Regions from separate parts of the Homo sapiens genome. Here region 1 is linked to region 2. A link is a contact called in ENCODE Hi-C or POLR2A ChIA-PET data. All regions are on one chromosome and are shown on one strand. The core of a region is the stretch at or near the end of the contact, and the rest is flanking DNA. Distances in the headings are between cores, read along the strand shown. Region 1 has its middle 170 kb from the start of LINC03005. Region 2 overlaps CASC15 (cancer susceptibility 15).

Region 1 (5,232 bases), core at 280-2,779, 860 kb after region 2:
CCCATTCATTTCCTTTTGCAAATAGCCATTAGTACCTTTGAAAAGTCCCTCAGGGGTTTCTAACATATAGTTAACAATGAGAACCACCGTATTACATGCTAATTGTCTTGTATACCAATCTCTCTATTTTGATGGAGTTGTGAAGAAGAGGAAATAAATCAAACACATACTCTGTGTTGGTGGTTCCACAAGCATTATCTTATTTTATCTTTAAAACAACCATTTAGAATAGTTAGCATTACATCCCTTCAGATAAATGAGGAAGCAGAGGCTGAAAGAAATGACTAATTTGTGAAAGTGGTACCATTGAAATGAGAACACTGGAATGCAAATCCAGGCCAGCTTAGTGGTTAAAAGATCAAAGTGGATCAGGCTGACTTAGGTTTGAATACCAGCTCCACCACTTCCTAAATGTGGGACTTCGCGTCGATGGATTCAGTTTTATTATTAATGAAATGGAGATCATAATGCATTCTAACTCATCTAATTGCCATAAGGATTACATGTAAAGGACTTCAGTGCCTTATAACTATTATTATGGCTAGCATTAGTCTTTTATCTTATATCTGATTCCAGACTTAACTTTTCCCACTGCCTCAAATGGCTTCTTGTAAAAAGCCAAAGTGAAGAAGCCCCGTTTGCAACTTCTTGCCATATCTCTTGGTAATTGGTTGACTTAATTTCTTTGAGGACCATCAGAAGATTGAGTCATATGGAATGGGAGCCAGAGAAAAAGATGATCACAATGTATACACTAATAAAACTAATGTGTCTCCAAATTGCAAAAACACAGGAAAAATGGAATACCTATTATGCCCTTGCCAGATTAACAATTAGGTCCACTGATTTAAATTTAGAAGGACATCATTTGAAGAGATGTCCAGGTATTAAAGAAAAGTATGTTAAAATATTAATTATAAATGAAACTTATCATGCTGCTTTATAAGTTTACATTTCTCTCCTTTAATGGAATGTAGATAGAAATATAAAAATATATGTGAGTGTATATGTATATGTATATACACATATCTTCATAAATAGGTAAACTTATAAATAGGTAAGGGAACCAGGTTAATTAAAATAAATCAAGGGGATTGCCTCTCCTTGTCCCTTGAGACTGAGCTAACCAGTCTACAGGAGCTTTAAAAAGTCAAGTGATACTTAGGTGAGGAAAATAACATTATGTCACTGTTGTCCTTTCAGGTTAGCAAACAAAAGCTGGATACCGCAAATTACATAAGTTTCAGCCAGATATCTTTGCCTGACTAAATTACAATGTTAGGGAATTTCCACTACAGTCCTGGGATGTGCCCTGCCAATACCCTGCTTCCTAATTAGACCTGTTACCTCACTTGACCTACTCTTCCTGCTACTCATATAATTCTATTTAAAAAAAAAAGAAGAAAAAGAAAAGAAATAAATGAGAGTGATTAATGATCTCGTTGGACATGTATTTACCCTTCTACTTTGCAATGTGGGGAGGCAAAGATTAACAGCCTCCTTTAAGATTTCTCCAGCTAGATCAGTCTTGTGCTCTAGGAATTTCATAATTAAAACAATATATTTGTGGAAAGAGCTGTGACTAAGAATCAGCAGAGCTGTTTCACACCTGACTCTGACAGTTAAGTCTGTCAGGTCCTCTGGGTTTCGGCTGCCTCATGTGTAACAATGTTTCTGTTACCTCAGTTTCTCTGTGTGATTTGACTTTGGAAGGTTGAGGACAATATCTAAGAGATGCCACAGGGTTTTGTTCTGTTTATTTGCGGTGGTGTTTGCTTGTCTGTCTTTAAAGCTTTAGGTTTATGTCTATGTTAAAACTGGAATTTCCCAAACAAGCAAGGCAGAGAATGGCCAAATAATCACAAACTCATTGTAATCTTATGGTATCAGTACATCTTAAGGATATCCACTCACATACAGCTATTAGCAAGTTTCAATTCTGATTAAATTCCTCTTAATAGTTGAATGTAGTCAACTTTTTGTGTCTCAATTTTTTATTATTTTAATCTAATAGATTAAATCCTAGAAAACTTTGTTTTAAAATCAAGTATTTACTCTTAAATATGTTTTAATATTTATTAAATATAAAGTCTCACACAGAGCAATTGACTTTATTGAACAGACGTTTACAAGACTAATGGAAACTTCCTATTTGAATTATTCTATGAGATTGTCAGAATAGAATCAAATTGTACTAAACATTAAAATATTCCTCTTTCAAAACCTATGTAATTTTATCTTATCAGTCTATGCCTCAAGGATGTGATGAAGATATAGGGAATCAGAATGGAGGTATGAAAGTTGTGTGGAAAGGATACAGTGGTTTTCAAAATGTAAGGTATTAGTATGTAGTTGCTGCTATTTGAGAAGGATAATTTGACTGATTTCATATAAAATGTACGATAGTAGATGAATGAAGGTTTTAGCGTAATAATAAAGGTTTTAATCGTTTTTAATAAACATAGTTTATTATAGTAACCCTGTTAGGCATATTTTGGACATATTTTAGGATTTAGCCTTGCTTTGCTTTGGTACACTTCAAATACTAAGGTGTCTATCCTCATGTTGAATAAAGGCCAAGTGAATGGTGAGCCATTGGAAAAGCAGATGATTACGCTATTCTTTAGAAGTAGGAAATCTGGCATCAGCTGTCTAAATCGGTGTTTCGCAGAGTTAATTTCATATCACATTAATTCAAACAGGTTTTCTCAACTGTGGTACTCTTGATATTTTTGGCTGGGTAATTCTTGGTTGTATAGGGCCTGTCCTGTGCATTGTAGGATGTTTAGCATCCTGCTACTAGAGGTCAATAACACCTACCCATTTGTGGCAAGAAACAAAGGCATCCAGACATTGCCAAGTGCCCCCTGGAGAAAAAATTACCTTCAGTTAAGAATTACTTTTCTAATGTTTTATCCCCACTAAATGATTTTATGATGAAATTTATATGACAAATTCAGCAATAATATGACTCTCTCTTAAAGATTCACATTTAATATTGGCATGTTAAAGATTCTGAGAATCTTATTGCAAGGACACCGATTTACTCTTGTCTAATTTAACATTTCCCAAATATTTTGATGACAGGATTATCTATATCTTAGTAATAGCCATTTCAGATTTCTATACCATGTTACAAAACACACTGGAAAATTCTGGTGAAATTGAATATCTACACAAGCATTTGATTTACTTATAAGAAACGAGAGTTCTTATTAAATGTCTGACTTATTTCTGTATTTTTTTTTTCTTTAGAAGTAGTTTCACTCTTGTCGCCCAGGCTGGAGTGCAATGCTGCAGTCTCAGCTCACTGCAACCTCCGCCTCCTGGGTTCAAGCGATTCTCCTGCCTCAGCCTCCCAAGTAGCTGGGATTAGAGGTGCCCGTCACCCCACCCAGCTAATTTTCTGTTTTTAGTAAAGACGGGATTTCACCATGGTGGTCAGGCTGGTCTTGAACTCCTGACCTCAGGTGATCCAGCCACCTCAGCCTCCCAAAGAGCTGGGATTACAGGCGTGAGCCACCATGCCCGGACTATCTTTAAGTTCTAAAAAATAATTTAACTAATAATAGACACAACATCAACCATAGTAAGCTAATGAAATTGCCTTTTAGCTCATAACATAGTAGTTTACCAAATTACATGGCAGAGATTCATCATTCCCTTTTTGAGAGAAAAGTATTAGTAGTATTCTCACTTTTATGAGTCAAATAAATAGAGTAGAAAGCAGAAATCCAAATCATATTCTCAGGAGTCCACACTTTTGGTTGCCTGCTCACCTGTCATAGTATATCTTTTGGAAGTAGCCATCTCAGCATACTGTCGCAGGTACCAGCCATGCAATTAGGATGGGATCACATTCCCCTGCTGCATCTCCAGGGGCAATTGGCCTCATCCACTCAGCTCAAACCAATTCCATATTCACAATGACTGGCTCAGTGACAAACACTTAACCCAGGCCTAAACTGCTCAGTGCTTGGCATTTGGATAACTCTTTCCGGACTGCCCACTTGACCTAAGTTGGTCTGGTCAGATAGAGGCCTAGGACTTCAGTGCCATAGTTGGGGAAAGAAAAGCCCCTTGGTCAGGTCAAGCAAGTGGTCGGATGAGCAGATAGTTAGGTTAGCAGATAAGAGGCCTGTGACTGCTGCAACCTTTTGCTGCCAAATGGAAAAGTCACCTTCATGGGAAGCCAAAACATGGAAGAGGATGGAACCAGAGAATTCCAGAGTGAGAGATGTAGCATCCCAATCGAAATGCCTAAAGCCAGATCATTTTCAGTCGTCCAATAGCTCCTTTATTGTTTTGCCCACTTTGTGTTTAGGTTTCTGTCAATTACAGTGGAAACCATTCTTATCAATACACCCGAAAAGGAAATAGTAATAAATGCCATGTCATTTCAGAAATTAGTTATCACAATAGAAAACAAAATACTTGATTTAAAATTATTTTGCAAATTTCAAACCACATTATATTATTATTATTATGCCTAACTTACATCTTCCTAAGCTAGGTCACTGTTAATCACAAACTTCAAAATAGAAGAAAAAAATCAGGTAATATGGTTAGACACAATTAGTAAGGTAACTCCAAAGGAACGCCACAGACAACTTGCTATCTACTTGTCTAGCCATAGGTACTAGCTAGAAGTAAAAAAAACAAATATCTGGAGAGAATGGCCTAGGTGTAGCTTCCTAAGGAGAGAATAGTCAGGGTGAAAAAAGAACTTAGTATGTAACATGATAAAATGTTAACAAAAATAAGCTCTCAGTTGCCTTATTTTTGATAAATAAATGAATGATTCTGTTTAATTATTTAATTTATTGTGGAGAAGTTGGAACGAAGGAAATGATTAAAATCAGTCCAAATATTTGTCTAGTTTTTCCATGGATTCTTGCAAGCTTGTTTCTCCTTTTGATTCCATATCTAAGTTCTAGTTCTTGCAAGAGACACCTTTCTATACTATTCCTGCAGCTAATTATTATAATGCAACTCACTTTCGTCTTCTGAAGTCCAGACACGTTGAAAGTATTGGATAACAAAAGATACTTCTTTAAAGACTGTCACGTGATGGTGCCATTCTAAGAGGTGCCCAAGTTGTCACTGACTAACTCCAAAGGTGAGTTACTAACCCGTGCCTTGGAGGAGCTATGAAAGAATAGTTACTAGAAGCTACAAAAGACAAGAAAAGTGGGTTCTGAATAATTCTGAACATATCTTTAATGTCTTAGG
Region 2 (5,300 bases), core at 1,240-3,739:
AATTTAAAATACTGTAATTTATGCATTCTCTTCTTTACATTTTGTTCAGTGTGGGGGTTATTACCCTTACCCCTCTAGAGAGCCAATTTACTTATTTTATTTTATTTTTGAGACAGAGGCTTGCTCTGTCATCCAGGCTGGAGTGCAGTGGCTTGATCACAGCTCACTGCAGACTTGACCTCCTGCACTCAAGCAATCCTCCCACCTCAGCCTCCCGAGTAGCTGGCACCACAGGTGTGTGCCACCATGCTTGGCTAATTTTTAAAATTGTTATTGTTTGTAGAGATAGGGGTATCCTTGTGTTGCCCAGGCTGGTCTCAAACTGGGCTCAAGTGGTCCTCCCATCTCAGCTTCCCAAAGTGCTAGGATTACAGGCGTGAGCCACTCTACTTGGCCCAATTTACTTTAATATGAGATTTTTCTAAACCTTAAAGGCTACCAGTGTAATGTTGTCACTTGATTGTCTTCTTGTAGATCCAGACTTTTAAGCAGGAATTAGGAATGTTATCTGTGAAGATTGCTTCTTTTCACTTACTGGTGCTCTACTGAAACAATACTATTTTCCTCCCTTTTCCTGGGTGTTTTGTCTGAGTACATGTGAATGTCAGAGTTATTTTCCCTGCCTTGTCACTGGAATCTGCAGCCAGCCTCCCTGATTGTGAATGCATCCATGCTGTACAGCTGGCGTCTGTTTCCTATTTCTATAGCCGTGAGTCTCTCAGGGCTTTTGTAGAGAGTACGGGTGTTTTATTACATTGCATGTCTTATATGTATGAGAAACTTAAAGGGCTTTGAGGATTTTCTTTTTCGGTATCTAATCTTCTAACAGCTCTCTGAGGTAGGTAGCAGGAAGTGTTATCTCCATTTTGCAGACGTTATAACAGAGGCATAGCACAACTTGATGTAGGCCCCACAGCAAATCAAGGGCTGAGTGGAAAAGGTCTCCCTAGTCTTTCAACCTCCACTTCAATGCACTAGTTGCCAGACAAGTTAATTTTAATTTTTAAAACCTCCATCCATTTTGGTTTTGCATGAAATGTTATTGTCAGCATTCAGGTGGTAGCAGTGCTCCAGTTCTAGTACTACCTTTCCCATCTTCTGCATCCTTCTAGAATCCCTTCTTGCTTGTCACGGTCACACACACTCATAAGTGTGTCTCTCTTTTTATGTGTGTATGTATATATGTAAATAAAGAAAATAAAAATATATACTCTTTCTTTAAAAAGAGTTTCTGTACAACATTAGGTTCTGCAGAGGGGTTGTTTGGTCTGGGGACTATATGCAAATATGAGATTTCTGTATTAGCAGCATATCTGATACTTTCCAACTAGTTTTTTTTTTTTCTTGTCAATCAAACATACTATGTAGATATTAGCTGTAGGCAAGGAAAGATTTAAAAATATAACCGACATGGGCAATATAGTGAGACTCTGTCTCTACAAAAAAAATTAAAAAAATTAGCAGGGTGTGGTGGCACATGCCTGTGGTCTCAGCTACTTGGGAGGCTGATGTGGGAGGATTGCTTAAGCCTGGGAGTTGGAGGCTGCAGTGAGCTGTGATCTCACCACTGCACTCCAGCCTGGGCAACAGAACAAGACCCTGTCTCAAAATAAATTAAAAACATATATATATAACCTATGACAATGGGAAACATAAGAAGTACTATAAAACTGGATATCAGATACTATTAATAAGTGAAATAAATGTTTTTACTCAGGTAATTCCTCTATGTGACTTATGGTATCCTCAAAGTGAGCTCATACTGTAACTTTCACATAACTTTCCGTCAAATGTGAAGATTTTTTTCTTCTCTCAGGGGACAGTTAATGCCTTTTGGTAAATGTAAAACTGTACTGCGAATGTCAGTTCCTGATCAGATTTGCCTGAGTCTCTAAAGGGAACATGACAAGGGGCTTTGTGCCTGCTGTGTAGGGTGTGTGGTAAGGCGTCTTTCTTCCTTGTGGCTGAATTTGGAATGCCCCGCTCTTTCAGTAAGTGCCATTAATTACACTATTGCTCCTAGAGCACTGAACTGCTCAGCAGGGAATTTCTCCCCACTTTCTGGAGTCTCTGGGGCAGTTTCCATTCATTGCTGTGGGTGGTGGTGAGGCACAGGCTCTGCACCAGCCGCCTGGCTGGAATCCGCCTGGAGACCTCTTTGTGATTTCCCTGAGCTGGGAGAGGGGATTTGGAGCACCTGGTGGGGGGATGCAGCTTGCCACCCTCGTCTTCGTCAGCCTCTCCCCTCCACCCCCTGCACTTGGGAGCACCACCCGGCAGCAGTGTTTTTGTGCCTTGAAACCTTTTGGAGCCGCTGGAATGGAGGCCACCCAGAGCTTCTGTGAGCAGCTGTAGCTGCAGATCTCCTATTGGCCAGAGCAGAGAATGTTCTTACTTATCTCCATTGAGCATGGGTGGCCGTGATCCCTCAGGATAATGCAATTTCTCACTGTCTGGAGGTGGAAGCTATTGTCCTGCTCTCCAGCTTGTTGTTTGAAGTCTTTTTGTAAGGCTTCCGGCTTCTGCTGACTCACAGACACACACAGAAAAACTCCCTTACTGGCTTGCTCCCTCCCAAGGCTTTTGAAATGGCTAAGGAGATAACAAACCTCCCCCCTGCAAGGGGGTAATAGCTTAAATAGTAAGTAGAAAGAACTGTTTTGTACATGTCCACAAAGTCTGAGAAACTTCATCTTCCTCTTTCACTGCTCACTCCGTTTCCTTCCTTGTCCCTTACTCCCCTCTTCAAAAGTTTTGGGCTGAGCCACAGGCCTAAATGTGGTTTGCATATGATTTTTACAGAGGCACAATTCACATCTGGGGACTTTTTCAGATTAACAAGTTGAAGGATGCCATCTTTGTTTCCCCTATGGAAAATTGCCATTTCTAATGAACATTTTATGAAGAAGCCTTCTTCACTTACCTCTCCCACTTGTGATAAACTGTAATTAAAATGTATGAAGAACTTGATTCATGGTGTATGCACCTGGGCTCTTTGTGGAGTCTCTCTTAGCAATATGCCGTGAGAACAGACTGGCAGTTGATGGATTTCTAAAGCAGAAAATCAAGCTTATTCACAATAGAAGCTTATAGTTTTAAAAACCACATGGATAAGAGGACTGTAGTTTTGCAAGATTTGGCAATCATCGATGAACCCAGTAGCCACAGTGACCGAGACTGAAAATGTAGAAGGCTAGCTTTCCTTCTTAATTACTTTTAAACTACGTTAGCAAATTCTCAGGGTCAGTGTGATAGTGATAGTTTCAATGCTTGATTATAGTGATTTTTTTTCGCATAATAATTTTCTTATGTTCCCGTAGCGTAACATAGGTCTTTTTATTAATTAAGGAGAAAGAGAAAGATTGTGTAGAAAGCATTCTTATGTGGTAGCATGTGTGAACTTCTTATAATTAGCAACATGTCCTCATTGCGTACTTAGAAAAATCCAGTGATATAAATCCTCTATTTTGTGCAGTCACTATTTACCCAACTAAATCATTTAACTGATAACATTCACACCTTTCTCCATGATATTTTAGAATAATATCAATGTACAAAAATAATCTCTGTCCTTTCATTGTCATCAGTTTATGAAAATACTGCCAAAGAGTTGGAAAACAAAGTTTTCTCATGTTTTACAACACAGCTCCCCTGGGCCACTGGGCCTAATTTGTTCTTACTAATTTTCAAAAGAGACTCCATCCTTTAGCTCCCCAGAAATATACAGGCTGTCCTAAAGAAGCCGCAGCCTGATACAGAAACTCTGCCAACTTCTAGGAAATGGAAGGTTCTGGAAAGTAGATCATTTTTCCCTCTGGTAGGAACAATATAAGTTTTAGACGTGGGTGGGGGGGTGTTGTGTTTGTGTTAGACATATATGTATACAGCTGCTAGTGCAAAAATCACAAACCTTTCAGTTTCCCTAAGGCTTGTCTGCAGCCCTTGTGCCTTGAATGCAGATTGTAATAAATAGAGGCAGTCTCTGGCTGGAAATGCCGGACATCTCTGTTTGAGTTAGAGCTCTTGTTCCAGGCGTCAGGGGATTAAGACAGAGGGTTGTTTTCTAGCTTGCCCTAGAGCCCCTGGGCCTTTGCGGATTGGCGTAGTTGCCTTTCTGTGTGTGCAGAATCTTGCCTCCAGCCTCCCACAGTGTGGGGAGAGAGAATAGGGAGAAGTGAGGGAAGGGAGGTAAATTATTCAACTTCTGCAAAATGTCAGGCACTGTGCTGGGTACTGTACATATATTTCACTGAAAAGTAAGTCTTTTATAAATATGGCAATGTAGAGCTTCAGAGATGGGATTTTGGAGCCAGACCGCCGAAATCAATGATTTTGCCAGGATTCAAATGATAACTTGGCCACTTTCGAGGTATAGGACTACTTGGTGCCTCAGTTTCTCCATTTGTAAAGTGGGGATAATATCAGAACTAACCTCAATTGTTTGTTGTTGGGATTAAATTGTAAAGTACTTAGAAGCGTGCCTGGCATGCAGTGATAGATAAGTGTTACATGAAAGGAATGGAAAACAGAAGTTAATCCACTTGCCCAGTTCAACTAGCAAGTAGCTGGGGCAGGATTTGAATCTGGGTCTGTTGGCTTAAAAGAGATGATTTTTGCCTGGGGAACATGGTGAAACCTCATCTCTACAAAAAATACAAACATTATCCAGGCATAGTGATGCCCCCCTGTAGTTCCAGCAACTTGGGAGGCTGAGGTGGGAGGATGGCTTGAGGCTGGGAGGTGGAGCTTGCAGTGAGCTGTGATTGTGCCACTGCACTCTAGCCTGGGGTAACAGAGTGAGAACCTGTCTCAAAAAATAAAAATAGAGATACGATATTTTTACCTTACCATAGCACCATACTTTCTTTTCTTCCTAGCTACATTTGAGGTGGTACCTTGGAGTCAATTCTCTCCATTCCTCCCCACCTTACCTGATCAGGGGTGGTTGCTGTATCAGTCTAGTTTTCCCTTTTCCTTGCTCTTGTAGAGACATCGTAGGGCCAGGACTCAGAGCTTAAACATTTAACATCTTCTGTGCAGGCAGGTGATAATAGCTTCTTTCCCCCAAACCACTGTGGGGTTGAACTAACCATTTTAGTTGCATGGTCAATTTTTTGGGCTGGAATAAATGATCTTTTGTTCTTTCTTATAGTTATTTGATGTGTTGGTTCTTTTCTTTACTCAAAAATAGAAGCATCTAATGAGCAGCCTCGATGTCACACACTTCCTGTTGTACTCACCCAAGCAGTTGACTCTCTGCTGAGCACATTGGTAGCAGCTCATGGGCGTTTGAATGGAGG

The links. A loop is a pair of places that touch in the nucleus more often than their neighbours do. ChIA-PET counts read pairs that join two places held with the same protein, here RNA polymerase II (POLR2A). Pooled maps may share reads with other maps.
Region 1: a map of GM12878 shows a loop between it and region 2 (2.9-fold over the local background). The contact joins two enhancer-like sites. A Hi-C loop is called at or near these places in 1 of 168 maps with a recorded cell type or tissue (GM12878) and 3 of 50 pooled maps. POLR2A ChIA-PET finds 5 or more read pairs at or near these places in 1 of 52 experiments (PC-9).

Annotation. Positions count from the first base shown.
Region 1 is chr6:22,887,067-22,892,298 of GRCh38, forward strand. No RefSeq gene overlaps it. Among named protein-coding and RNA genes, the nearest start is that of LINC03005, 170 kb to the left of the region's middle. Within about 2 kb of position 1,530, at least 3 of the 41 ENCODE cell types and tissues checked have a DNase peak (open chromatin) inside an H3K27ac peak, as active enhancers do.
Region 2 is chr6:22,023,367-22,028,666 of GRCh38, forward strand. All of the region lies in intron 7 of CASC15 (cancer susceptibility 15), which reads left to right. Among named protein-coding and RNA genes, the nearest start is that of NBAT1, 120 kb to the right of the region's middle. RefSeq lists enhancers at 2,575-2,744, 3,760-4,471. Within about 2 kb of position 2,490, at least 12 of the 41 ENCODE cell types and tissues checked have a DNase peak (open chromatin) inside an H3K27ac peak, as active enhancers do.